Linked DNA regions of Homo sapiens: all the other regions are linked to region 1. A link is a loop called in an ENCODE intact Hi-C map of the cell type or tissue named here. Cell type or tissue: Calu3. All regions are shown on one strand.

Evidence for each region. Hi-C counts contacts between places; a loop is a spot of excess contacts. Peaks named below come from ENCODE experiments on the same cell type or tissue, not always from the same donor. Only the 100,000 strongest peaks of a DNase experiment are listed, where the experiment ranks them.
Region 2: it touches region 1 in a loop (11-fold over the local background); 6 of 110 quality-filtered maps call a loop at or near these places.
Region 3: a loop joins it to region 1, with 3 times the contacts of the local background. A loop is called at or near these places in 5 of 110 quality-filtered maps.
Region 4: a loop joins it to region 1, with 7 times the contacts of the local background. A loop is called at or near these places in 11 of 110 quality-filtered maps.
Region 5: it touches region 1 in a loop (5-fold over the local background); 2 of 110 quality-filtered maps call a loop at or near these places.
Region 6: a loop joins it to region 1, with 20 times the contacts of the local background. A loop is called at or near these places in 4 of 110 quality-filtered maps.

The regions. Positions count from the first base shown.
Region 1 is chr1:216,564,255-216,569,254 of GRCh38, reverse strand. It overlaps ESRRG (estrogen related receptor gamma), which reads left to right. Exons shown (of 7, transcript NM_001438.4): 4 at 1,157-1,267; 5 at 4,875-5,000. Among named protein-coding and RNA genes, the nearest start is that of USH2A, 140 kb to the right of the region's middle. In Calu3, no CTCF peak of the experiment used is centred here; a DNase peak (open chromatin) is centred at 2,244.
Region 2 is chr1:215,990,326-215,995,325 of GRCh38, reverse strand. USH2A (usherin) reads left to right here. Exons shown (of 72, transcript NM_206933.4): 35 at 2,159-2,306. Among named protein-coding and RNA genes, the nearest start is that of USH2A-AS2, 80 kb to the left of the region's middle. In Calu3, a CTCF peak has its summit at 2,434; a DNase peak (open chromatin) is centred at 2,525.
Region 3 is chr1:216,115,066-216,120,065 of GRCh38, reverse strand. All of the region lies in intron 21 of USH2A (usherin), which reads left to right. Among named protein-coding and RNA genes, the nearest start is that of USH2A-AS2, 45 kb to the right of the region's middle. In Calu3, no CTCF peak of the experiment used is centred here; no DNase peak of the experiment used is centred here.
Region 4 is chr1:216,307,976-216,312,975 of GRCh38, reverse strand. All of the region lies in intron 9 of USH2A (usherin), which reads left to right. Among named protein-coding and RNA genes, the nearest start is that of USH2A, 110 kb to the left of the region's middle. In Calu3, a CTCF peak has its summit at 2,005; a DNase peak (open chromatin) is centred at 1,995.
Region 5 is chr1:215,680,159-215,685,158 of GRCh38, reverse strand. USH2A (usherin) reads left to right here. Exons shown (of 72, transcript NM_206933.4): 62 at 4,783-5,000. Among named protein-coding and RNA genes, the nearest start is that of KCTD3, 120 kb to the right of the region's middle. In Calu3, a CTCF peak has its summit at 2,756 (motif pointing left); a DNase peak (open chromatin) is centred at 2,718.
Region 6 is chr1:215,822,513-215,827,512 of GRCh38, reverse strand. All of the region lies in intron 47 of USH2A (usherin), which reads left to right. Among named protein-coding and RNA genes, the nearest start is that of USH2A-AS2, 250 kb to the left of the region's middle. In Calu3, a CTCF peak has its summit at 3,078 (motif pointing left); a DNase peak (open chromatin) is centred at 3,082.

The sequences.
Region 1 (5,000 bases):
TTCCTTTCCTTTCCTTTCCTTTCCTTTCCTTTCCTTTCCTTTCCTTTCCTTTCCTTTCCTTTCCCTTCCCTTCCCTTCCCTTCCCTTCCCTTCCCTCCTCTTCCACTCTTCTTTCCTTCTTTCCTTCCTTCCTTCCTTCCTTCTTCCTTCCTTCCTTCCTTCCTTCCTTCCTTTCTCTCTGTCTTTCTCTCTTTCTTTCTTTCACAGAGTTTCACTCTTGTTGCCCAGGCTGGAGTGCAATGGCATAGTCTCAGTTCACTGCAACCTCCGCCTCCCGGGTTCAAGCGATTCTCCTGCCTCAGACTCCCGAGTAGCTGGGATTACAGGCATGCACCACCACGCCTGGCTAATTTTGTATTTTTAGTAGAGACAGGGTTTCTTCATGTTGGTTGGTCTGGTCTCAAACTCCCAACCTCAGGTGATCTGCCCGCCTTGGCCTCCCAAAGTGCTGGTATTATACAGGCGTGAGCCACTGCGCCCGGCTAGGAAGCTCCCCTTTCTATCCTGTGTTCAGCCCAAACCTGCTCTCAGTTTTCTCACATATGAGAGGAAATACAAATTTGTGCCAAAATGTAAATAACATTCCCCTTGAGACATTGACATTTTGATAGAGAACAATTCTTGCGTCTCTCAGGACTGAATCTGTGTAGTGTAATTCTGGCCTCCCTCCTCCCCAGCACATAGGTGCTCTTTATTCAGCTCAATTCCACAGGTCCATCCTGAGGCCTCTGGCAGACTGGAGGGAAGTTGGATAGCTCTTGGTCTACTCAGTCCTACACATTGAGCTTTCAGGGCTGACTGATGAAAAGGATGCTAAATGCCAGGGTCTTTAATTTAAGAAACTATACTAGCACCAAATAGCGGCTTCTTTGTATTAATCTACATGGAAATCTGCCTTTTCTTTGATGTGCAAATAGTGACCCTGATGGCTTTGCATGAAATGTCTTTCGGATCTGTCATCTGCTGACAGATTTGGTTTTCAACCTCTGGCAAGTTTGATTTAGCCACCACTTATTTACATTATTTGAGTACCCCTGGTCCATTCTGCATTCTACTGTTTGTCACCTATGTGCTCTTGGGGGATACCATCTAGGTATTTGATTGGTCTCAAACATAGCTACCTTAATAGTAAGCCGGTGCCTGTCTTTGCTCACAGGGGTGCGTCTTGACAGAGTACGTGGAGGTCGGCAGAAGTACAAGCGCAGGATAGATGCGGAGAACAGCCCATACCTGAACCCTCAGCTGGTTCAGCCAGCCAAAAAGCCATGTAAGTACAGCAGATGTGTCTGGCTTCCCAGAACACGAAATCCTCCCAGTTGGCTCTATGTACATCAGCTTTGGCATGCCCATCCCTACTGACTCCAAGGAGACTTCTCTTTGTTGGAGAACAGTGGCTCTATTCCCAAAGATTGTCTGTGAGGAGCGACAGCAACTCAGCTTATTATCTCATTTTTTCTTTTAGAGATATCTGTGGTTTTCTCTCTCCAGCCTTTTTTTAACCTAGTCATTTTGTGGAAGCATAAGCATATTAATACATAGCTTATATAGTGTGAATTTTACATTTACTGGTTATCTTTATTTGCAGAGGTACATAAAATGGATCATACTGTGATCATTAGTTCATTGGAGCTCTTAGTTTCAGATTTCACAAGAAAGTGATTTTTGTAGTTTTCACTAACTAAATGAATTTGACTGCTCAACCTCCCAATGAAAATACATTAGGGGCCTCATTAATTTGGAGCTATAGAAGTTTAACACACTAGCTAGCAATAGATTAAAACAAGAATGGGCACTACTAATAACAAGCATAGGTGGCTGGTTCCATCTGAGATGCCCTTATGGACGGTATGAATTGTTTTTAAAGAGCTCATGGTTTTATGGAGCCAAGTTGCAATTTGAAAGGATGACTGGTACATTGCTAAAATGCAAGCCCCATTCTTTTTGTCATTAACGAAAAAGAGTTGGAATATAGATTGAGGCAATCACTGTATCCTATTTTCTGAAAATCAGTTAATAGTTGTAGTGCAACAGAACTAGCGTTTTAGGATGTTTATGAATAGGGATCCTACTGGGCATGGAGGAGCGCTTTGGTGAAAACGGTTTTCCAATTTAGCTGTCTTTTTCTAAGAAGACACAACCAGCACTCATCAGAGGAAAATGCATCTGTAGCAGTTCTAGGAAAGACATGGGTAATTTTTGATCTGCCTTCAGGGGAAGAGAAGATGTCCACTTCTAATTCAGATTCTCCAGGAGGGGTCACTGCTGTGCATCATACATATGTGAGCATATGGAAATCTGTTAAATAAATAAAACAGACCCTGAACTGTAAATGAAAGGACATTTTAGCTATGTCAAAGGAAAAACAACCAGTTTTACATAAAATTAAAGCTTAAGTGAACATATGGCATAGTTTCCTTTTGCCTTTCCAAAAAACATTATGTTGATTATACCTTCAATTGTCCAATCTGGCATCTTCTCCTCAGCCTGCATAAGCTGTTTGGCATTCTGCAAATACAATCGAGGACTGCATTAAACAGATTTTGCACATTATAATAAAAAACCTCTCTGATAATACAATAATATGCAATAAACACTAATGCTTAATTTCATTAGAGGTTTAGTTTTTCTGAATTCACTAATATACAGACTGCCCATTTCTCATTTATTTTATGCAAACATTGACTGAAACCATTGATAATTTCCTCTACTGAAAGAAAAATGAGCACCAGCCCATGTGTAAGTTGAAATGATAGAGGAGCATCTATGGTTTTCTTCGTAAACCTGAGAAATTGGGAAGTGGCTTGTCAAGTACCTTTAAGAAGATTACAGCAATTTCAGTGAGCTCCATTTGTCTCAGATAAAGAGGACTCCTAATAAATCATTACTCATTATCTAAAGGCCTCTGTGTTAATTTTCTTTAGTCCATCCAATTAGTGTGTTTTTGTAACAAACATTTATAAAACTTAATTTTCAGATCCTGTCAGATAAGTGTCAAGAGACTGTGCCTGAGCTTTGCTGAGAAAGTGGCTGGGGAGGTTTCTGGACCCTGACTGATTGTGTACTACAAAGAACCAAGAATGAAAATTGGGTTCTATTGATTCTAATTAGGGAAACATTAAATAAGATTTACCTAGAAACAGTGCTGCCGGCTATTCCATTTTCTGAATGATGGGAATTTCTAAGCTTCAACCAAATTTCTCTGACCTCTCGTGTCAAGTATCCATTGACTTGGATAAAGCCAGTGCTATGTTCCCTGTACTAAAAAAAAAACAACTAGAATCATGATTACTTTCGGATATATTTTTATGCTCTTTACTATTGGATTTTCTTCTAATCCTGAGAATCTAATGGTTGCTGACAGGTTTTGTTGCATTGTCAGAGCAATGAAAGTTGAAACTTTTCCAAGCATAACTAAAAGTATGGGGTGTTGTTTCTGTAGCATACAAGAAAAATCCAAATTAAATATTAAAAAATTAATCTCTATTTAATTTTTAATTCTTTTCTAGTCAACGTAGTATTTGGGAATATTTCCTCCCAAATCTGCCTACTCAATTTGATGATGATAGAATATTATCTGTTGTGTATTTGAAATAATTATAATTAATATGGGAGCCATATTCATAAATGTTTAAATGTTATGTTAGAAAAAGTGCTAATTATAGCTTGGACAAGCCACATTCTTTCATAAAAGGAGATAAAATGAATGCTATATTTAACTCTAAGTTATGTGAAGTGTTTTTATATTGGGTTAAAAAAGTTAAAAACTTAGAGCGAGAGGCAAAGAGTCTGATAAACACATTGGGAACTTTGGCTGTGTTCACAAGAACCTCATTTAAAGTCCTGGTTTTCTACAGTAATAGTACATAGAACATTTAAATATGTGGGTTTATTCTCACCCGTTTGTATCTCCTCACTTAGAAGAAAGCATAAAATCTTAAGCTACATATAGAAATTGAAAATAGGGCCAACAAGAAAAATCATTCTGTTACCAAGACTTTACAGCCCCTTCCATAAACCCTCACATGCCCCTGAGCAATAAAACACATTTGATGTGATGCTTTCCATTTGTCTCTAGTGTTTATTTTTTGAAGGATTTTTAAAACATATATCACAAATTTCAGACAGATAAATCTGAACCAGAGAATGAACTAAGGACAACTGATGAAAATAGAGGATTAAAGAATTTGACACACAGAAGAGAAAATGACTGTAACATTTAAGGAGGAGTATTTTTATGGAAACATATTAGCTGTATTTGGAAGACTGGCTGGGTGTGTGGGGAGGGGGAGAAAAAAATAAATTCCTATTTAATGCATCCCACGGAGATAGAGTTATATAGTCAGTAATTCACCAAGGCAGAAGGGCTCTGACCTTTGCTCTTCTTTAAAGGAATTAAGACAATTAATGACTTTCATGCCCATTATGACTATAGGCATTAGTAGTTCTTTGCCTCCTGTGTTATGATCTATATTTCAATAGTTTACTGGGGGTTTTATTTTAAGCTATTTTATACCATTTAATCTACTTCACCAAATCCCACTTAAGAATCAAAGCACAAACCCAGAAAGCATCTAACTTCTCTTATCTGTTTGCTATAAAAATTTTCACTACAGGACAGACGCTTCATTCCAGCAAAAGCAGGTAGAGCAAAGAAGAAAAAAAAAGACTACATTCTATCACGACTGCAGTGGCATATGTCTTGCTATGAGTTTTCCTGCACACCGTTTAATATATACCTATTGAGCCATAATTGGAATATTTAGCGTTTATTGTAGGATATTTGGATTGTTTTTCAAAACACAAAATGCTCTAGGGTTTATAAAAGAGGGATGATACTACTAGTGATCTTGTAGTGCTCTGGTCTGATCCTGCAGATAACAAGATTGTCTCACATTTGTTGGTGGCTGAACCGGAGAAGATCTATGCCATGCCTGACCCTACTGTCCCCGACAGTGACATCAAAGCCCTCACTACACTGTGTGACTTGGCCGACCGAGAGT
Region 2 (5,000 bases), 570 kb after region 1:
TTCATAAATGCCTTACATTCTTAAGAGATTTCTTTGTCAAGTTACTGGTTTATGGATCTCAGATGACATAGTAGATGAAACAGTCCTTCTAAACCAAAGGATGCTTTTACTTATCCTAGAAGACATCATAAAATCCTCAAAGTAAATTTTAATTCACACTGTGTTTTAAAAATATATACTTATATGTTGTATAGTATAGAATTTATTTGGGGAGAGTTAGCAGGGGAAATATTTTAGTATACAAATAAGAAAAAAATAGTGACAAGTAGACTATCAGAATTAAATCCCAGTGTGTTACAAGTTTAACAATAAGAAGCTGCAACATTTTTCCCTTCTAAGGAAAAAAAATCTGAAAAATGCAAATGGATGGATTTTTTTTCTCCCTGAGAAGTGGGAAAAATTTGTCTTTGACCATTTTTCCTTTGATAACTCAGCTGTCTCATATGGCCTCTTTTCCTGCCATATTTTCTGGTGGACTTTTAGCACATTTGAAATGTCTGGGGTCTTCAACTTTTTTTCTATTTTAATCGTTGGGCAATTATTTTTTGAGCTCACAGTGACCTGTCCTAAAGCTTTGAGTCAGAGTTTGGCCACATTTGCAAAGATTCCATTCTCTAGAGGAGTATGGTTTTTTTCTTGCACAGAAAGGCACATGCCACAGCTGAGAATTAGAGGAAACCCACAGAGGTTAATTAGGTACCCAATCTTAATGCAATTTTCATGCTCAGGCCACAATTTAACCCATCTGAAAGTTGCTTAATTAAGCTGGTAAGAAATTATCCTGAAGACATGGGCTATTGCTATAGTCTTGTAATAGCAAGTGAGATTAATTTCCATGTTTGTTGACCATAAACTGTTGTTTATGCTTATAATGAAGAATTTGCAACTAGTTGCAACAACTTTGCAAATAGTAGTGTACTCCCATATTTAAAAAAAAAATCTAAAAATCAGTCAGCTTCCTTCTGTCTTTGGGGAAAAGAATATCGACTACTTTAAGAATCACAAAATCACTCACTCAGTATCAAACTGAAAAATCAGAGAGACGCCTAAAGAAAGAGATGCTTTAATTTTTTATCTTAGTAATATCTGTCTTACACAAAAATGAGCTAAATATCTCTGCTTTTTTACATTGTCTTATGATTTTGCTTTATTTTCTTTTTGATTTTGGTAAAATTTAGTGCCTTTTGAAAGATTTTTAAACTTTGTTGTATCAATTGAAATTGTAACTTGAAGAGATACTGAACCAAGCTTAAGTATAGTTTTCAAATATCATTGTTATATAAGGATATAATTACTAATATTTGCTAGCAAATATGGGCTGAAAACCCCTTAATGTATTTATCAATTTCCTGGAGAAGTGCTTGTCCAGTAAGTTTAAAACATTATTTGCAGTTTATTATGAAATTGCACACGGAAGTTTCTGTAACATTCATGTTACCATTTCTGACATTAGTGATACTTAATTAGGGAACAGAGAGTTCTGTGATCATGTTAAATTTGTCAAACATGTTTTAATGAAGCCTATCTACTCTGACACATAAGTAAATTATGTGATCCTTTAAGCCATTAAACATTCACTCAAAAATTGCTTTGTATTTGTTGTTTTATGAGAAACATTGTTTTATTTAATTTTATTTGGTGTTATGCTATAAACATATTGGTCACACTGTAGAAATAAAAGGCAATTGTATTTGCTGCACATCTTTTCTTCCCTAGAAGTCAGTTGTTTTGTCTTAAAGTAGTCTTCATCCTCTAGTACTTTACTTATGTTATGTGTACACATGCTGTGTGTGTGTGTGTGTGTGTGTGTGTGTGTTTAATTCACTCTGGGAACCTTTGTGCAAGGCTAACTTCAGCAGGGCTGTTTATCCAGTCAATATATGCCCTACATCTCTAGGCTCTGACTTAAGATGCTTCCTTAATTCATACATTCATACCATCTCAGTTATTCTCTAACTATTGGGGATGGCTATCTTATGTCTTAAAAAGCAAATTAAATAAATGTTAAATCTTAACACTGAAATGAATTTATTTTGGGGAAGTAAAGGTAGCACTATATAACAAAATCTGAAACTCTTATTATGAATTCTCTTTCCTCAATGTTCATGAAAACTTTTGGGACCAAGAGTGAAATGAGCATTTTTGCATCTCTGTTTAGGCTTGCACAGGTGGTGGGTGCACAGTGAGTGAGGCCAGTGAGGCCCTAACTGACGAGGACATACCCGAAGGCGTGCCAGCCCCCAAAGCCCACTCATATTCACCTGACTCCTTTAATGTCTCCTGGACTGAGCCTGAATATCCGAATGGTAAGTGAACTCTTTTAGCCTCAAGTTAAAAAGATGATTAGCAAAGGTAAATTAATATTCTAAATGGCAGCTTATATGTGGTGCTTAATTTTTAATGATCATTTTAGCACATAAAATACCTAAGATAGTATCATTGTCTCTAGTTGGGGAGATTGTGGTTTTTAGGCTAACACACAATTTTGGTGGCTCAAAAGTGCTCCCTTTTGATAGTTTTTGTGTACTGCATCTCATTGTTTAATATGCTCCAGGAGAGGTGAAGAGAGCAAACGGGGAGGATTCCCAAAGAATGCCGTAGTGAGAGTGACATTGTATTTTCAATGACTTTCTGTTTTTAAAAGCCATTAGTTCTTCCTTGGCGAAGGAGAGAGGTGGAAAGTTCATGTACATATTGTGTCAAAACGCTTTTGATTTAATAAGTTTATCTTAAAAGAGGCCACTTGGAACTCTGTATTTTTTAATATACTATTTATAAATATTTCAACATGCTGTTTTTAAACAATGCATAGATTAAACATACATATATTTATACATATTTAGCTGGAGGCAAGTTTTGTGCATTTCTAAGCAATATATATGTTTTTGTACAGTTTAGTGAATTAAGCTAGTCAGTTACGTTTCACTAAAATAAAATCTCATTATGAAGAATTTGTAATAGTTTTGGGTAGAAATTGCTTTATTCATTTAGTGGAAATATCTTTAAGGTTCATATAACATAGTACCATTGTTTCACACTGATGGAAGCTTACTTGACATTAAATTTCATTCCTCTTTGAGACAAATATCAAGAAGACTTTTAATATAGAAACTCTTTTAAGAAACTCATTACTGAAAATTGAAATGGGCTCTTTTAGCACAGCCAAAAAGAATGAAAGAAAAAAGTTACAGTTTTATTAGTTTGTCTTATGTTTACTATGATATTAATTATTCCAGCCATCTCATTTTAATTAAACTTTTGGCAAATGCACTAGATATATTTGAGGTAATGGAGAGAATTCTAATAATCAGAGTGAATTATTATCTCTGCTATTGAAGTTATTCCTGTACTATTACAAATTTTCCAAGAAAAAATAAATGGATGCCTATTTGATACCATATTAAGCAATCAACAATCTTGTTATGCTTCTTACTTCACAAAGTACCCTAGTTCATAGATGACAATGAAAATGTTAATGATTTATTTCAATTGGATTGCTGTGAAATGCTGTTACATGATTTGCATAGTAGAGCACTTCCCTTCATCCCAATTGGTTAATACAACTAGAACTACAATTGCTCTCAGAATCTTCAGCTGTTCAGGGAAACATTTTCCACATTACAAAGCTCTTTGAATGTTTTGTGTATTTGCGTATGTTTTGTATATTTGCAAGCAGTTTTAAAATGTACTCATCAAGCAAGAAGAATTTGGGAGATTTTGGAGATTTGTATTGACACTTCCATGGTATTCCAAAGTCTTGTGTTTAATTAGAGTGGGATTTTTAGAACTTTAATTGTGGTACAATGGTTAGACATTTAAAAGGCAGTTTTATTTTTTTTAAAACGACTTTTTTTGTTTTTACTACTTCTCCCCACTTTCCCCCAATTTTTTAGCTTTTTGTTTCTCTTGTTGATTGTCTAGAGAGGGATAATCTGATTGTTGGAAAACATCTTGTCTCTCCATCTGTCTTCGAAGTCCCCACACCTCTCCTCAAATACCCAAAGAATAAAGTCTAAATTTTTTAGTCTGGTATTCAGGTTACTACCAACTTGTGACTCAACCTGAATACACATTGCCTTATAACATATCTTCCTTTCTAGCCATGCTGGAATATTTATGGCTTAATGTTGGGTTGGAAAACATGGGTGGAGTCAAATAGGCCTAGAGTCAAAAATTGTTTCTGATGTATAGTGACTGTGTTACCTCAGGAAATTCATTAACTTCCATGGACCCCAATTTCCTTGATTAGAAAATTGAGATTAACAGGCTGGGCCTGGTGGCTCACGCCTGTAATCCCAGCACTTTGGGAGGCTGAGGGGGGTGGATCATGAGGTCAGGAGATCGAGACCATCCTGGCTAACACAGCGAAACTCCGTCTCTACTAAAAATACAAAAAATTAGCCGGGCATAGTGGCAGGTGCCTGTAGTCCCAGCTACTCAGGAGGGTGAGGCAGGAGAATGGCATAAACCTGGGAGGCGGAGCTTGCGGTGAGCCGAGATCACACCACTGCACTCCAGCCTGGGTGACAGAGTGAGACTCCATCTCAAAAAAAAAAAAAAAAAAAGGAAAATTAAGATTAACAATCCCTGTCATCACCCTGTCCTTACCTGTAGAAATACAACTCATTCTTCTAGGCTAACCGTAGGCCTCTTATTCCATGAAATCATTCTACTCTTCCTTAAGTTTAAAGTAAACTTTCCCTCTTCTCTTGACTATGTGAACTGTTTCTATGCCTTCATAATGGAACTTCATTCAGCCTGTGCTTAAAGTTATTTGCGTATATGTCAAACACTCCCACCAGATGCTAAGGACCATAAATCATTAATTTCTCTTTCACTCCGCAGAGCCTAACACAATGTTCTACTTTTTATTGGTACGCAATAATATTTAATTCATTTAATGTTTCTTGTGGAAATTACCTTTGATCAGTGGCATATATACTCCAAAGCCCTGGCTCTTTAATGATACCAAGAGAGATGATAGAAGTACTTACCATCCA
Region 3 (5,000 bases), 450 kb after region 1:
CTGCTTTTTTGTACTTATTTTATTCTAAATCCACATTAGAAAAATGTTTATGATTTTATTCTTTTTCAATAAAAAAAAACAAGTGAATATCCACGAAGTACCTGACTCTTGGCTAGGTGTTGAGGAGGAAAAGCAAACCCATCAATGTCTGTGCACTTGGAAATAACCATCTGGGAGAAGAGAAGCTCCTTTCAACCTAGGGATGTCTATAGATAAGAATGAAATTGCACCATAGAAAGAAAGCATATCAACATTGCCTGCTACCAACAGATGGCACTGTTAATGGTTTGTATCACAACTGTATTTGTGGGACCAATAGATTTGCTAACATTCTCAGAAGGTAGTCTGGAAGGAGAAGAGCCTCTGTTAAGGCAGTGAAATGATATACATGCTCAATTTTGTTTAATTATCTTGTCAAAATTCCTGGAAAAAAATAAAAAAATATATTTATATGGGATATTTCGTTTAATTAAAATACATCATCTTTTACCAAAATTAATATATGTGAAATTAAATTGTAGTAGAACTTTAAAACAACATAGAGTTCCTATTGCTTTGAATAATTGGTCTTTACATTTAGTATTATATTATATGTTATATTGTTATGTATACCATATATATAATGTTATATTATATACTGTAATATTAGAGTAGCAACTGATACTCACAAAGCTAAACAACTCAGTTCCACTGAAATATACCAGATTTTGACTTAGTTTTAAAAGGGAGGACCTAGAAACAGAGAGAAAATGCATCAGTGGGTAAAATCATTTACCTCTAATGTTTTATTTCACCTCTATGGTTTTTAGTGTACTAGAGAGCTGTTTAATCAGACCATTACCAAATTGAATAAATGGCTACTTAGTGATTACTGAACTATTTAGTGATGGGGTTGGGGAGAACTCCTTTTTTAAAAATAAGCCTTTTGAATAGTTCATATAAGACCATCCTAATAAATAAAATGGAACAGAATGTGTTTGCCATGTAATAGCTTAGTGATTTTTAATTTCTGTATTGTGATGAAACAACCAGCTTTTCTAGAATGTAGCCAGTCCTTTGTTTCTCAGAAGCTGTGCACACTTGCGGCATTCAGTCCTAGTGCTGCCATAACAGAGTTTCTAAACACTAGTTCAGAAATGAGACATTTTTGTTTAGTCTCTGTTTGGGCACAGCCAAGAGTTTAAGACTGTACATGGAGAGAAACTTGCTTTTTTCTGTGGATGTAATCCAGGGGACCTGTTGAGGTCTTTAATGGGTGGCTGACAGGATGAACTGGGCATTCAATATTAAAGGGTGGTATCATAGCAAGGGGGTTACCCCAGCAGAGTTTGTAGATCAGGAATTGTTTAGAGCCTAGATCTTGGGAAAGTGAACAAGAAGCATGTTAACTAAAGATAAAAAACAGAAACCAGGTATTGTCTTTTTAAACTCTGAGCTCTTGGAGTGGCGATCATGTCTTTTCCATATTAGTATCTCCAGTGATGAGCATTGTCTGTTGGAGACACTCAATATACATTTCTTGAATAGAGTAAGGATTTACTGGACTTTGACACAGAACTAAGGTTCTGTGTGATAGAGGTCTGTGTGCTTATGAGAAGCTGGACTGTGTAGGTGAGGATGCTAAGGCTCCTGTTCCCATAGAGAAGTCCTTGAGATGGCTCAAGCTGCTGGTTCCCTTTTTTCTTGGACTTTGCAGGTATTCAAGGTGTCTCTAGTTAGAAGCTTTATGTTTTGTAATGGGTAAAAATAGTGCTAAAATATATAGCTCTTTGCTATTTATACCAAATTGAGGGTCTCTCAGAACAAATACAGTGGACGGATTTTAATAATAATAGCTAATACTTATATAGGGCCAAATAGTTCTGAGTACTTTTCATGTATTTAACTCATTTAATCCTCCCAAAAGACTTGTGAAAGAAGAAACTCTCGTTGCCCACTTCTAGAGGAGGATATTAGGTGTAGAAAAGTTAAACGATTTGTCCAAAGTTACATATAAATTAAGTGCAGAAGCTAGTTTTTGAAAGCTTGGCTCTAGCATTTGTTTTTTAATCATTAAGCCAAACATCAAATTCCCCTTCCCACACTTTTTTTTTCACTTTTACCAAAGAAATATCTTAACAAAATGACTCCTTTGGAGGAGGAATACATGCATATATATATCTGTGTATACATGCATATATATATCTATATATGTGTATACATGCATATATATATCTGTGTGTGTATATATATATCTGTGTATATATATATACATATATATATGTGTGTCTGTGTGTGTATGTGTGTCTGTGTTTCTGTGTGTATATGAGGTCAGAGTGAGGGCCAAGAAGCTATTTTTTCTCTAAAGTGGTTCATATATTGCAAGTGATTTAATTGAGGGAAGATATAGTTGTATTAGCTAAAACACTTAAAAGTTTATAAATAGGTGTGTCTACACAAAGGCAAACATTCCTCTAATTTCTAAACAGTTTTTACTTCTATTGAATTGAATATGCCTAATATTTTAGTGTCCTGATGATTAAAGTATGAGGAATGAATTAATAACCAGGTTCAAATATGTGTATTGTTACCATGCAGATCTGTTAATACTTATTAATTCCCACATCAGTGTGAACTAAGGAAAATGAAATTAAGTTGCATTAAGAATGTGCTCAGTTATATATAAAGATTTACTTCCTGTAAGAGTGATTATATAATTATATGGTTTACTAAAATAGTTATGAGATTTTATTCTTTCATTCATTTGACATGCATTATTGGAATCTTAGTATTTTCAAACTACGTATTTGGAGATAAATATTGCAGTCTGACCATAATGATAGTTTAGGTATTCCTTGGCCTGGAAGGAGGACACTAGTTCATTTTATTAACATGTTCTTTGTCTGTGGAGAGCCTCCACAATGCCATTTTAGTAAAATACTGGATCTTTACTAAACCATGGCTACCAAAGACAAAGTGTCATTCTAGGCAGCCAACAGACTTCTTGCCCTACTCCTGACAAGCAAAATAAAATAGCCTGGGGTAAGAGAGGTAATGGCCATGAGTTAAGTCATTTTCATAGTTATGCTAAATCAGCTTCCCTCAGGAGCACCCCCTTCCTTTCCTTTCTCTGTTTAAATGAGGTGGAGTATGATGTGACTATTCCAGCACACTCAAAATTAGATGTGTGATCAAGTATTGATCTTCAGGAAGTTCCTAATCCTGTCTGATGTTTTCTGTGTTAGCTTTTTTTTTCCTTCTGTCATAATGTTAGATTAGCCAGCACCTTCATTTTGTTATTCCCTTACTTTTTAAGGCAGGATTCTTCTGTACAAGAACCCTGAAGCGACCCTAATATTGTATCCAAAATGTAGGGTCAGAATCAGGAGTGGAGACTGTGAGTTCATTGTGAGTTAACAGTCTATTATTTAAAAGTGCAACAAGAAAAATAGTTTTGCTTTCATTCCATTTCTGGGACTCTAATTTTTTCCAAGGGAGTCTGGCATAAAGTATCGTATTGGTCCAATTGCTTGGGATCCACTGAGATTGTTACTAGAGAGGGCTTTGGTGTAAAACCCCAGAGTAAAATTCTTTAATGTCCTTTTGGGTCATTGAACACTTTCTACCATTATGCTTGACATGGACACCATTGAAATCATTCCAAGGTCAAGGTCACTCAGCAATTTTACTAATGCTTCAAGTTAGTGGAATTTTATTTTTCCCCCCATAATGCTTGTTTTACAAAATAAAATACAGTATATTTTAGTAGATATTGTAAGATCAATTTTTGAAATTTCTTTTATCAAAATAAATATAAATTTTATGAAGTATCTGTATGTTTATTATATGTAAACGTGCAATTACAAATATGAAATATAATTTATATACATGTATCTATGCATGCACCTGGATCTTATTTGAGGTATAAAACATGAAACTAGAACTAATGTGTTTTACAAATATACGTAAAAAGTTATTATTTTTTTAATTTTATAGAAACACAGAGTAAGTAATGATAAAAATTCATTTGTATTAAAAATATTTTTATAACTACAATTAGTACTAACATTTTGCTTTAGCCTAAGCTTAAATGCTTTATTTGCTAGAGTCACTTGTTAAAATACTAAAAATTTTACAAGGTATGAAGGTAAAATAGAAATTATTTCAAAAAAACAAAAATGCATGCTGAATTTTCTCTTTTCCTTTATAAAACAAGCAAGTCCTTTATGTAGATTTCTACAATTCATAATTCAATGTCATTAAATGGCATTCAATTTATATTTTAGACTATTATGATTTCAATTTGAGACACAATTGTTTTCCAAATGAATTCAATGTGGGGTATATTTATGTAATAGATGAAATGTATTTCATCTATTTTGGAATTGAATAAATTCAATTTATTCAATTGTTTGGAATTGAATAAATACAGTACGTATAAAGGGAGGATGAAAATGTACAACTATTGGATGTTGATAGAAGCATTCTGAATAAGAAGCATTTTTACAATAAACTCAAGTATATTTTTATAATGTACTTTTTAATAATACACTGATTTTAAAAGTCTTTTTTATAATGTACTTTCATATATTTTTTCTTGAGAAATCTTGATCTTGTATTGACAATTGCATAAATATATTTGTGCCCAGCACAATGGCTTACGCCTGTAATCCTAGCACTTTGGGAAGCTGAAGAGGGAGAATTGCTTAGTCCAGGAGTTCTAGACCAGCCTGGGCACTGTGGTGAGACCCTGTTTCTACAAAAAAGTCTTTTAAAAATTAGCTGGGTGTGATGGCACATGCTTGTAGTCCCAGCTACTCAGGAGGCTGAGGTGGGAGAATTGCTGAGGATTGTTTGAGTTCAGGAGGTCAATGATGCAGTGAGCTATGATCACGCCACTACACTCAAGCCTTACAACAGAGAAAGACCTTGTCTCAAACAAAACAAAACAAAACAAAACAAAACAAAACAAAAATAAATAAATATCTTGGTATGTAAGGGCAATTTGGGGTTGATAATTT
Region 4 (5,000 bases), 260 kb after region 1:
CGCTTTCCCTCCCCTCTCATCTTACCACCACACCATGAAAGGCCTGTTTGCCAGAGTTCCCTTTACTCAGTACATCATGTCTGGATTTCAACAAAAAGTTACAAAGCACACTAAAACACCAAAAACAAACAAACAAAGAAACAAACAAACAACCTCACAGTTTGAAGAGAGAGAGCAAAAATGAGAATGAGACTCAGACATGGAAAGGATATGGAAATTATCAGACCAGAAACTTAAAGCGGCTCTGATGAATACACTAAAGGCTCTAATGGAAAAAGTAGACAACATGCAAAAATAGATGGCAATATAAGCTGAAAGATAAAAATTCTGACAAAGAAGCAAAAAGAAAAGCTAGAGATCAGAAACACTTTCATAGAAATAAAGAATGCCTTTAATTGGATCATTAATATTTGGGGACAGCTGATAAAAGAATCTGAGTTTGAAGATGTGTCAATAGAGACTACCAAAATAGAAAGGTAAAAAGAAAAATGACTGAACAAATAGAGCAGAATATCTAAGAACTGTGAGACAGCTACCAAAAATGTAAATACATATAATGGGGAAGAAGAAGAAGAAGAGAAAGGAACAGAAGAAATATTTGGAACAATAATGACTAAGAATTTTTCATATTCCAAATGCAGAAAAATCAAAGTTAGGGAAAAATATCTTAAAAGGAGCCTGGCTGAAGGGGGAACATCTAGCCTATGAAAAAGCAAAGATAAGAATTACATTCTACTTCTCCTCAGAAAGCATGCAAGCAAGAAAAGTGGTTAAATAGTTAGGTGTTGACAGAAAAAAAAAAATCCACCTAGAATTCTGTATCTTGCAAAATTATCCTTTAAAAGTAAAGGAAAAATACTTTCTCAAACAAAAACCAGTAGACTTTTCTTGCCTTGCAAGAATGTTAAAGGAAGAACTTCAGAGAGAGAGAAAAAATGATACAGGTCAGAAAACTCAGATTTATGTAAAGAAAGGGAGAACATTAGAGAAAGAATAAATAAAATAACTTTTATTTTTCTTATCCTTAATTGATCTAGTAGATACCAGTTTGTTCAAAATTATAATAAGAACAATGTATTTCATTATTATAGCATGTGTGTAAGTGAAATGAATGATAGCAACAATACAAGACACCAGAGGGAGGAACTAGGAATACTTTATTATTATTAGGTACTCATGCCACCTTTTAAGTGGTATCGTGTTATTTAAAAGTCAACTTGGAACTCTCGCATGACATTATTTTGTCTTGATAGTTCAAGCTCCACCTGCGGTTCTCCCGTCCTCCATGCCAGGTGTCAGGGGCTGCTCTGGATGTTAACTCTTCCGCCCCATGACTTCCAGTTCCAAAATGGCGGCACAGAAACAAGCTGCCATGCCACAACCCCACCGCGCCCCTCTCCCGCCAAAAAGAAAAATTAACAAATATACATTGCTGAGATTATCACCAGAAATTGTCACGATAGTCCAGAACTCAAATATGAAGATATAACTGTTCCCAGGGCCATAAGGAAATGAGAAACACCAAGTGGATGGTAAGAAACCTGACTTTCACATTTGTAGCACTCGTTACCCCATTTTGCCTGACACCAAATATGCAGAAGATTTTCCTCCAACTCACTTTTTTCTACACTGGAAAAATTAAGATTGAGGTAAACAACCAGCTTCCCCAGCCATTCTGGGTTACCGGAAAGAGACCTGTCCTATCCATGCCTCAACCCACTGGAAGCGTCATGAGTGCCTAAAGGGAGACATATTCCTGAAGATAGGCAGAGACAAAGGGGGATGTAGGTCTGTCATCCCCAGCCTGGGAAAGTCTGCTCTGTAACTTGACCAATGCAGACACAATGTCAGAGTAGCTGCTTAGCAGCACTATGATGCAGGAGGATTATTTCACTGTTCTCCTCGGCACAAACCCTTAGGCAGCCTTCCCATACTGTCAGGATATTCCCTTTGGGACCTCTCTTGTTAAGAAGGGCACAATTGGATTGTTTACTGAAGCCAAGGCGAACCTGGGCTTAAAGCGCCCCCTATAGCTCCCTAGAGGAAGCAATTTAGCAGCAAAGACATAGATGTATGTCCACAAGAAAAACAGCAGTAGGAAACTATGATGTCTCCAAACAGACAAAGCAGGGAACCAGGGACTGGCCCTAACAAGACAGTAATATGTAAGCTCCCTGACCACGAATTTTAAAATGCAGTTTTAAGAAAACTCAGTGATCTCCAGTAGAACACAGAAAAATAATTCAGAAATTCATTAGAGAAATTTAACAGAGATTGAAATTTTAAAAAATCTATCAGAAACCTTGGAACTGAGAAATAAATTTACCGAACTGAAAAATTCACTAGTAGCTCTCACCATCAGAATGGATTGAGCAGAGGAAAGAATCAGTGAGCTTGAAGACAGAATATTTGAAAATATATGGTCGAGGAGAAAAAAAGAACACAAAGAAATGAAGATTTCCTACAATATATAGAAAATTATTAATACCTCAAAAGGCCAAATGTAAGAATTAATGGTATTCAAGAGGGAGTTGAAGAGGAAGGATTAGAAATCTTATTCAACAAAATAATAACAAAAAATTCCAAAATTTAAAAGTATACTTGGATTAGTTATAAATGTATATTATAAGCTTTATAGGGCAACCCCCAAAAAAGTTTTAAAAAGGTATAGTTGATATATTTAATACTTACAAAGGAAAGAAAATGGAACCATGTAAAAATGCTCAACTAAAACCACAAAAGGTAAAAAGTATATAGAAAACAAGAATAGAAACAAAGAACAAGGGCAATGAATAAAAAGTAGTAGATATTAATCCAACTATGCCAGTAACTACTTTGAGTGTCAATGGTCTAAATATACCAATTAAAAGAGAGAGATTGTTAGAATGAATTGAAGAATAAAACCAGCTCATTTTATAATGCCAACATTACCCTGTACCAACATCAGACAAAGAAATTACAAGAAAAGAAAACCACAGACCAATAACTCTCATAAAAATAGATGCAAAAATTCTCAACAAAATATTCAAAATAAAACTATTAAGCAATGTGTAAAAATAATTATATATCAGAACCAAGAGGGATTTATCTCAGGTTTGCAAGACTGGTTCAGCATTCAAAAATCAGCTAAAGTAATTCCTCACATCAACAGGCTAAAGGGGAAAAATTACAAGATTATATCAATAAATGTAGAAAAAGTATTTGACAAAATCAAGCATCCATTCATGATCAAAACTCTCCACAAATAAGGAGTAGAGGAGAACATACTCAACTTAATAGAAAATATGTATAAAAACCTAGAGTGAACATCATACTTAAGGATAAGAAACCAGAATCTTTCCTACTAAGATCAGGAATAAGACAAGAATGTTTCCTCTCAGCACTCCTTTTCAACAACGTATTAGGAAGGAATAAAAACAACAACCTCATTTCAAAATAAGGCAGTAAAGGAGAACGAAAGAAAAAGGATATATAGAAAATAGAAATTCCAAATAAATAAACAATCACAACAAATCTAAATGTGCTGAACATATTAGAATTATGAGACTGTCTGGCTGAAAGAGAAAACAACATCCACCTATTGTCTGAGCAGAGGCTGAATTAGGGCAAGAGAATGTCTTAATCACAAACTTTACAAAAGCACCAAAAACACCCTATTAAGCAAGATCTATAATATTTTTATGTTATATTTCAAAAAGTCAAATGATTTAGAAATGTATAATTAAAAATCAAAATTTTAAGTAAAGACACATTAGTGTTGCTTGTTTTATGGTCCTGTGTTATTTTGTAATGGGAGCTGTTGTTTCTAATCAGTCCATAATTCCTACCTACCAGTTTTATAAGGTTGGCATGTACCTGTCTCATAGAAGGTTTTACAATCGTCTAGAAACAGACTAGGCATGATGGGACATTATACACAGCTATTTTTTTAAAACTGTAGAGTGTTTATTAACTTTTTCCATTTGGCTCCAAAGATTGGTAAATATTTTCTAGTTGTATACAGAGGTTCGTATTTTTCCTTTGCCCTCATGCTGCAATGCAGCTCAGCATGGTACTTGTGCTGAGGGTGTGAGAGACATACTCAAAAAACAAGCACACTTCAAGTTTGAAAATTTAAGAAAGCTAGCATGAGCTACATAAATATTAGGCAAAACAGACATTACTGTTTCATTAAAGAAAAAGAGGCTTATTGTATAATTATAAAGTATAAAATTCTAAGTTTACATGCATCTCATAATATAGTTTCAAAAGTATAAAGCAGAATTTTATAGAACCAGAAAGAGAAATTGGCAAGTTCTACCATCAGCATAGAAGAATTTAATACATCTCTTATTAAAAATGTCTTTTTATAAAAAGAAAGAAAAGCTACATACTAGCAGTTGTCATTAGCAAGACAACACATATATAACTGACAAAGGTAACATTTAAATTAAGCAAACTATTTGAAAAACAGACAAAAGAAGTGAACAAGTAATTCACAGAAGAAGCCAGAAGTGGCAACTGAAATGGTCAATATACATGTAAAGACATGTGCAACTTTACTGGTTATCAGTAAACTAAAAAAAAAGAATGTGATAATATTTTATACTCATCAAGTTGTCAAAGATGGCAAAATCTGGAAATTTCAGGAACTGGTAAGTGGGGACTCATACACCACTTATGGGAAGGTGCTGCTGCACTATGGAAAACAATTTGCAAATGTCTACGTGGAACACTTTACAGTAGTGGATATGAAGGAATATAGCTATCACATCAACATGACCAGACTTCTCAAACAATCATACTACAGAAAGCTTGTTTTAGAATAATACATACACTGTATACACTTATATAAATTTTAAAATCATACAAATAGAAAGAAGAAACTGATAAAAGGATAGGAGGCAGGACTAACTTGCAGCTCCCCCTCGGACAGACAGAGCAGCATGTGAAGACACACATCATGAACTTTTCTCCAAGAACTACTGCAGCAACATACCAGGAAAGCCACGAGAATCCAC
Region 5 (5,000 bases), 880 kb after region 1:
GACATATAAAAGTCATCCAATTGCCTGGATGTACTCTATCCAAAGTCATGGCTTTTAGATAACAGTTAATGGGAGCTCGAACTGCTTCTCACATTTTATTTGTAATCTAAATCAGAAACTCTAGGTCTCAGGTATAATCATTCCTTATCATTAAGACAAAATAAAATATAATTAATGATAAAGGATCTCGGCAGTTCAACTTAAGAATACAGAGGTTAATATACTTAAATCTAGATTCTTCTGAAGTTCTCTTTGCACAAAAAGGTGAATTTTTGATGTGACTTATTCTCTGGTTCTTGGTATTCATCATAACTAAGGAGGCAAGGGAACCCCGTGACTTGGTTGGGATGCAGAAGCCAAAACTCATCCATTTCAGGATAAAGAGCCCAGGATAAGGGAGAATCATAAATGAAAGACAAAGCCAGAAGAAATCCCACTGGCTTAGAATGAAGTTGATGGTGACCAGGAAGATTAACCCTTTCCAAAATATAATATGGACACGTAATACTCTGTTGATGAACACAAGAGTGCCTATACATCATTGTTTTGGTTCATTACTGGGAGCAGGGTAAAAAGATTCCTAAGGTCTACAGTAAGTGAGCTTAGTGAAAATACACCCCAAAGACCAGAGGGAAAGCTCTGGAAACTGCTGGATCATCAGATCAATAGACTCAAAGATGACTAAGTTGGGAAGCTTTATGCAGTTTAAACATTTGTGCAGGGAGTATCCCCACACAGCCTTTTATTGACAGCTACAGATCAATGGTAATTTTTGATCATTTTCAACTTACATAAACCTATTGACCCCATGGCCACCTTTGGGGCACTTCAAGTCATCAAAAATAATCAGAGGAGATGGTGTAAAATTGTCAGACTGCTGAAGACTCCAAGTAGTTGCATATGTCCCCAGGAGCTGAGTCGAGAGGTTAAAATATAGTTCAAATTGCCAGCAGAACCTCAACTGACAGAGTGTTCCAGAGAGTCTTGTCTTTATGTCTCATAAAATGAGGCACTGATTTGTATCCAAACTCTGACCTTCATGCATATAAAGTTAAAGAAGGAAAAAAGAGGCTGAATCCCATTGAAGATATTAGATTGCAAAGAATGGATTATTCCTAGTAAAATATTTCTTCCTGTTTTTCTTTGTTGAGTCATCTTCTTCATCTGCTGCCTAACAAAAGTAGCTGACATGCTTGTAGAATTACGTACAATATGGACGTGGACATAGAATGAACAAAGACAAAACAGAAGCAAGTGCAAGGTGGCAGGCCAGAAGTCAGGGACAACAAAAAATGTAGTCAAAAAAATCATTAGGAAGAGTGAAAGGAAGGAAAGAGCAAAATAATGGCAATAAAGGGGAAGAAGTAAGAGTATTGAATTAAGATAATCTCTATAGAGGAAAAGGAGTGAGAGAAGAAGGAAAGGGTGAATAAGAAGAAAGAGAAAGGAAGAAACGGAAGAAAAGTGAAGCAAAGGAGTAAAAGGAAGGAAAATCGTCTTTAGTGATGACTTTTCCTAGTTAGTAAGACAGAACGCTACATCTCCAAAGGAAGGAACTGAATCCAAAACATCTAAGATCCACAGTGCTCAAGCAAATATCCTAAATTTAAGAAAAATAACAAGAAACTTAGTACGTAAATGAGAGCCAACCCAATTCACAGAGTGAACTGCATCCAAATTTTGCAGCAGGATTCTAAAATAGTGAACTTTGATGTTGGAAATTCATTCAGGAGAGAATAATATAAATTATTTCCTAAAACGTCAAAGAATAAATTGGCAAGGATTATCTTGTCATTTTTATGTTTTCTTCATTTTTTAATATAGCTTTTACTAAACATTGACAAAAACCATGGCTATTGTTTAGATCTATTTAAGGAGTCTATATGTGGTTTGTGTGTGTGTGCGTGTGTGTGTGTGTGTGTGTGTGTGTGTGTGTGTGTGTATAAAACTATTCAGGAATAACAAAGTAGCCAGATGCAGCAGTGGCTTGCACCTGTAATCCCAGCACTTTTGCGCAGCCAAGGCAGAAGGGTGACTTGAGCTCTAGAGTTGGAGACCAACCTGGGCAACATAGTGATACCCAATCCCTACAAAAAAAGGAAAGAAAGAAAGAAAAGAAACATTTTGTTTTAATTAGCCACACACGGTGGTACATGACTGTAGTCCCGGCTACTCCAGAAGCTGAGGCAGGAGAATCACTTGAGCCCAGGAGTTCAAGGCTGCACCGAGCCATGATCATGCCACACTCCAGCCTAGGCAAAAGAGCCAAAAAATAAGAATAATAATAATAAATTAAATAAATAAATAAATAATGTAATATGAGAACTTGTCCTCAGTATAATTTCATGATACAGAAATTACTTTTACATCCCAACATGTGGTTATTTCTCTCCCTTTTTTTTTTAGATACATGTAGACCAGGTTAAGCAAAACAACTGTTGTAATGACCCTTTGTAGGAGTATACCCCTAAAAATTTTCTGTGCCAGGCATGCATGAACTTCAGCTTGCAACCTACAGGCCATATTTCTATATTAGATGGTGGAGGTTTGGAAGCTAGGGCATTTTGAATACTTCTGCTTTCAAGGATCTGAGCCGTAAATGTTTATTAAACGAATCTATAATGAAATCAGTTTTGTTATTTTTTTAATGGTTGCCTGGAGTGTGTTGGATGACTGAATGCCAGTTGTTAATCATTAAGTACTCATGTTACCAAAAGTGTTTGATAGTATTGCCATCTAGGGGCTGAATGGAATTCTCAGCTCTGAAATAAATTATAATTGAGCAGGTGCAGCTATTGACAATATACATATGTTTTTGCTTTATAGCCCACATGCTTTTCATGTTTCTTATGACAAAAGCTTATGAAAAAATGTCCCCCAGCAGCCCACCTTTTTTATATATAATCTGTTAGAGGTGATTACTATTTGCTTTGGAGCGTATGCTTTTTTGGCATCTATTACTGAATATTCTGAACAAAGAATTATTCTTTTTTGCATTATTAATCTTGCCCATGTTTGCCCTATTTCCACAGAAAAGGAATCATTTATCAGAAAAGAGTGTTTGTAATCGGGACTTGTAGCATCTTCAGATTTAATATTCATTATGGTCATTCTAGTTCTGTGCTATATTTATCTAAAAGGCCAATCCAATGTTATGGAGAAATAAGTTTTTAAATATTTATGATCTAACTTTTAATATTTTAAAAAAGAGAAATTAGTATTTCTGTAAAATTTGTTTCAGAGTCTGATTGCTCAGCAAATGTTTAAATATTAAAAGATTTCAAGAGGTTAGCGTGTAATATCATAATGGGACTTATTGAAATAGGAAAATTGACTTTACAAGTTTTTGATATGTGAAGGAAATTGTATTTTCTCTGCCTATGTTTAACACATAACAAGAAATAACACAGTTAAAATATACAGCCAATAATGTCAGAAAACAGCACCAAAACCTATTTCTACATTGTTTTGTTTTTGTCTAACCAGTTTGTTTGGAAAACAATTCTGTTTGATTTTGTCATCTTGTTTTAGATTTTATCCAAAATGATATTTGGATGCCCCCACACATAATTTTTTCTGATGTTCTTGGGTGCCTACTTTCAGAAATAACTTTCACTACTCCACTTTATATTCTTCTTCCCTTGTTCATCAAGGAAAGAAGACAATTGAAGACCATGTATCACATTCAAACATCTAATAAACCAAAGCAGATCATTGAATGTAAATATCCTACTAACCCAGTCAAAACTTTCTCATGATTTCTTATATCCAATGGGGATGGTACGCAACAGAAAATGCCAGTGTGTGTGTGTGTGTGTGTGTGTGTTCGTGTGTGTGTGTTTACCTATGAACACATTACTACCCCACTTGCATACATAATTCCTACTTTAAAAGGACATATCCTTTCAGTCCAGATGTGGAAAGAGCACCCCAGGGCCTTTAGAAACATTAGGATTCTTAGCTCCAGTTTAGTTATGCCAAATATGTTAATGCTGCTCTCCAAGCAGAAAAACAAACAAATTTTAAAAATCCTAATTAGGCTATCCCTTTTTTTCTTTTCTTTTAAAGCAACAAAGACCAAATTCTCCAAGCCTAGCTAACAATTACTTTTGGTAGGTTTCATAGTTTTACTTATGGTGCTTTTAACAAATGAAAATATTTTTATATCTATATTAATAATAGACTTCTCTAAGGGTGTTTGTACATGTATAGTTGAATTGGCTTGTTACTGTTTTCTTGTGTTTATTTGTTTTATTGAATTCGTAAGATATATATACATGCCAAGAGAATGAGAGAGGGAGACTGGGAAGATGGAGAGTCTTGTGTACAAACAGATTTGGAAATTAGGGGTGTTCAGGTTAACTCTCCAAACCCTTAATATTAACCTGGCAGGCAATTATCCCAGTCTCAGACATGCAGCTTGGCACCACTGATTTCCATTTTGAGCTGGATGCAGCACTGATCTGAAGCATCATGTTTTGTTTTTTTTTTTAATGTTTATATATCACACGCTTTGGGCTGCAAGCACTGAAAAGTCAAGGATGCTATCTGGTCCACTTTCTGAGTGTCTGAAATCATACAACATTGGGTAATATATTCACGGTGTCAACAAGAATAAGAAAAAATGCGTTGTTTTCTTAATGATAATTCAAAACTCTGCTGTAGTGTTTGCGCTGCTGTTGCCTACAAGCTTTGGCCATGAGGTTCAGAGAATGACTTTCCAGCAATATTGTCAGTTTCAAAAAAAAAAAACAACAACTTAACCTGTTAATTTTCTTACAGGGAACAAGCCATCAAGCCCACCTGTACGGGTTAGAACCATTCACAACATATCGCATTGGTGTTGTGGCTGCAAACCATGCAGGAGAAATTTTAAGCCCTTGGACTCTGATTCAAACCTTAGAATCTTCCCCAAGTGGACTGAGAAACTTTATAGTAGAACAGAAAGAGAATGGCCGGGCATTGCTACTACAGTGGTCAGAACCTATGAGAACCAATGG
Region 6 (5,000 bases), 740 kb after region 1:
AGAAAGACAGAATATATAGAAAAGAGAATATTGGGCTTATTATTATGGCTCTGCTATCACTATTTTCATTTCCTTACCTCCCTCTTCTTCCCAAACTCCTCCTAACTTCTTTACCTCTTGTAGCTCCCATAGAAACAGCTCGGTCGCTGAAGTAGCCTTTGAGTGCCTTTCAGCAAAATCCAGTTCTTCCTCCTAATTCACTTTAGCCCTCAACTGCCACTTTGTCCCTGGTTCTCTAAACATTCATTGTTTTGTTTTGTTTTTATTGGTTCCATTAAAAACCCACTTATGCATTCTGGGTGTCCTCAGGAAAAAGACTCCCTACCTTGCTCAGGTAGTTCAGTCTTGCAATTTTAAGCCATACTGATGTCTCAAAGATCTCTGGCCCTGTTTTCTTCCTAAACTCTAATCCCACATACCCACTTGCCTATTGATTTTATGTCATGATATTCACCCATCACTTCCATAACCATGAGATTCACAAGTTAATTCTTATCTAACTCATCATCTTTTCCAACACTCACTTCTGCAAATGTACCACCATCCTGCATATTATCGAGGACATATATCTTTGAAGTATTTTTAATCCCCTAAGTTTATTAAACACTGATTTTAGTACATTTTCTGTTGGAGCATCTTCTCATATATGTTACTCTTCTCCATTTCCACCACTACCACCCTGGTTCATGTTTTCATCGTTTAAGTTTATATAACCATTTTATGGAGCTGTCTTAATCCAATTAGATACAAAGAGAAAAAAAAATCCTTTACTTTTCACCTGCTACTTACTGCCTTAAACACACTGTTTTGGCTATCCTTCCCTCAATTCTCAAATACCCCACAGGAACATCTTATGGGTTTCCAATTATTTTTAGTTATGAGTCTCACTTTGATAATTAAGATTCATGATCAAGTATTAAAAAGTCCATTCCATCACCATCAAAATATTAGCCTCGCATCTAGTTCAAAGATTCTATCATTTCTAAAGCTCAGGCCTAATTGTAGCTTGCTCTTTTCTTCCCTCTTACTCTTTCTTTCCTATTCCATTTTATCCAAATATGTTCCCTTTCAATTTTATTACTTCACTGCCATCACTGTTTGACAATCACAGCTCTCCATTGGCAAGTGATGCTTTCTTGGGCAATTGTATGTTTTTCTTGAGAGGTCCTCATGAGAATCTTTGAATAGCCAAATTCCCTCACACGAGTGTTGCCCTTTATAGCTGATCACTTGTGGTGCCAAAAGAGCAGAACATTCCAAAGACTCTTCCTGCTGGAGTCTCCTCATGCCAGAAGGCCACTGTCCTGGGCCATGTACCTTCAAGTTAGCTCAAACCTAGCCATCTTGCAAGGCATCCACTTGGCTCTTGAGAAACTCATCCATCTATGCCATGCTATAGATCAATATTGTGGTATTCTAGGCTTAACCTTTCATTGCAGAACTGCTCTGGCCAATCTCTGGCCACTAGAATTCTCTAACTGAGAAGTAAGCTTTATTTCCTATGCTCATACAGACTGCCAAATTTAAGAGTTCCCTGTCAAGCTGTCCCAAGATCTCTTCACCACATTTTCCTCCAAGGACAAAAGGAGGGAAATGTGTGTTCCTTTTTATTAAAAGAACATGGGTTTTGCATTTTGACTTTTTACCTACTACAATTTATAATAAACATCTCAGTAGGATAATTAAATATTCAGTGACTTGACTTGAAAGCAAAGAATTAAATTTGTCATATTACATTTATTTCATCTTTGTTAAAAGTGTTCTGATCATTTTTGATAACCATGATCTGGAATAATATTGAAGAACTTGAGTGTTACATAAATGATTGACAAAAATGACCAAATCGATTAGAAAAAAAGCCTGTGTAAACATAACCAGATAATCTAGAGCTATTTAATCCATAACAATTTAGGTTAATATCTTAGAGTGTATGAAGATTTCTTTTCTCTGGTCAAACAAAAATGTTTTGAAAAAATTGGGGAAAAATATTAGAATGAAATGTTAAAGAATAGTAATGTGAACCTGTCTTCATAAAAATTTGATCTGACTTGTATCATTTTGATATTCACCTGTGTAAAGGTAAGTGATATCAAATTATTTTCCCTACACTCCTTTGTATCTTCAATGGTATTTTGTACTTCAAGGGACAACTGGAAGTGATGAGATCTGGGGAGGGTGAAATGCATCTGTAATCCTAACTAGTTGGGAGGCTGAGTCAGAATTGCTTGAGGCCAGGATTTGAGTCCAGCCTGAGCAACATAGCAAGATCCCATCTCTAAAAATAAATAAAGAAGAAAGTGATGACAACTGTGGGGGTGGCACAATAGTATGTAGTAGTAACAGTAATAAAATAGTAATTCTGCTGACAATATGACATAATTAAAAAGAAATAACTACAACTAGAATGTCTGAACACTTGATGAATTCATGTACCAAAATATGTGTAAAGAACTTCCAGTTCCAAAATGATGACATAGAAGCAAGCTGGCTTCACTCCTCTCCACAGAAAACAGAAACAAATGTACAGAACTGAGATTATCACAGCAATATCCCAGAACTCAAATATGAGGACAAGACAGTTCCCAAAGTCACAGAGAAGTGAAAATCTCCGAGCAGATGGTAAGAAAATTGGACTTTCATATCCACAATGCCCATCTCCCCAATATATTCAGCACCACGCTTGTGGAAAATATTTTCCTGACCCTTGATTTCTGCACTGGAAAAGTGCGATTGAAGTGGACAGTTTCCCGACCGTCTTAGGTTACCTGGCAGGAGACCTTTACCTGCCTCAACCCACAGGAAGCATCAGGAGTGCCCGAAGGGCTCTATCTCTGTGAGGACATCCAGAGACAATGTGGGGAGATGGGACTACCATCACCAGCCCTGGAAATTCTGCTCTGTAACTCAGTAAAAGGAGATGCCAAATCAGAGTGGCTGTTCAGCAGCACCACACTGTAGTAGTTTTGCTCCACAGGTTTCCTGGGCACCAATCCTCAGCCAGCCTCCTCACACTACCAGGATATCCCCTTTGGAACCTCCCCTATTTGGGAAAGGTGGTATTCTGATAGTTTACTGGAGACAAGGCAAACCTGGACCTGAGGCACCATCTAGTGCCAAAAAGGAGGCAGTGACCCAGTGAATTAAAAAAAATGAAAGAAAATGAACAGAAAAATTACAAAGAATCTCTATGCAAACATACCTAAGAAAAACCAAAGCAAGCCAGAGAAGACTGCAATAAATAACTAATCCTTCAATGCAAAGACATAGACATATATCCATAAGAAATGGAGAGAAGAGTAATATATGAGAGGATGCTCCAAAAGAAAATATACTAAAGTTGCTGTTTAATAAATTCAGGGAATTAAAAATAATTCAAAGATACATATCCTTGATAATATGCAGGACGGTGGTGTGTTTGCAGACATACAACTTCTTTAAACAGGGAAGTAGGATCTTCTCAAGCTGACAAAAGCAAGGAAACAGTGAGTGACCCTAACAAGATGGTGATAGGTGAACTCTATGACCAAGAATTCAAACAGTTTTAAGGAAACTCATGATCACCAAGATAGTACATAAGATAAATTCAGACATTTCTCAACAGATTTAACAAAGAGATTAAAATGGTTCAAGAAATTAAAAAAGAAATCTTGGATCTGAGAAATACATCTGCTGAAGTGAAAAATTCATTAGAGGCTCTCAATAGCAAACTAGATCAGAGGAAAGCATCAACAAACTTGAGACAGGCTATTTGAAAATACAGAGAGGTGGGGATAAAAGAATGAAAACAAGTGAAGATCACCTACAAGGTATATAGAAAACTACCTGAAAAGACAAAATCTAGGAATTATTGGTGTTCAAGAGGAAGGTAAACAAGAGCAAGAGGTAGAAAGCTTTTTAAAAGAAAGATTAACAGAAAACTTTGTAAAATGTAAGAAACAGAGAAATATCCAGATATAGAAAGGTCAGAGAAGACCAGATTTGATTAAAATAAGATTATTCCAAGGCATATAACAATCAAATTCTTAAAGGTCAGTGACAAAGAGAGGATCCTAAAAGCAGCAAGAGAAAAGAAGCAAATAACATATTTAAAAGCTTCAGTTTGTTTGGCAACAGTCTACTCAACAGAAACCATACAAGCTAGGAGGAAGTGGGATGACATTTTCAAAGTGCTGAAATAAAAAAACAAATGCCATATAAAAGTACTGCATACAATAAAGCTATCCTTCAAATATGAAAGAGAAATGAAGTCCTTCCCAGATAAAAAGCTGAAGTAATTTACCACTATGAGACCCATCTTATAAGAAATACTAAAGAGAGTTCTTCAAACTGCAAGACATAAAAAACTAATGCACAGAAAGAAAACATTTGAAAGTAAACCCACTGATAAATTAAGTACACAGACAAACCCAGAATACTCTAATACTGTAATTGCAGCATGCAATCCACTCATCACTTCAGTATGAAGCCCAAAAGACAAATTTATCAAAAACAATAGTAGGTACAGCAACGTGTTAAGAGATAGACAACATAAAAATATACAAATTGAGACGACATAAAGTCAAAATATGGAGAAATACAGTTAAATTTTAGAGTTTTTTCATTGTTTCTTTGTTTTTGGCAACCAAGTACAATAACCATATGATCATTTCAATAGATGCTGAAAAAGCATTTGATAAAATTCAATATGGCTTTATTATAAAGTCCCTCAAGAAACTGGATATAGAAGGTGCATACATCAAAATAAAAGCCATGTATGACAAACCTATGGCTAACATTGTACTGAACTGGGAAAAAATGAAAGTCTTTCCTGGAAGAACTGGAACAAGACAAGGATACCCACTTACACTTTTATTCAACACAATACTGGAAATCCTGGTGAGGCAATTTGTCAAGAGAAGAAATAAAGGGCATCCAAATCGGAAAGGGATAAGTCAAATTAGCCTTGTTAACAGATGACATGCTCTTATAATTAGAAAACCTAAAGACTCCACCAAAAAACC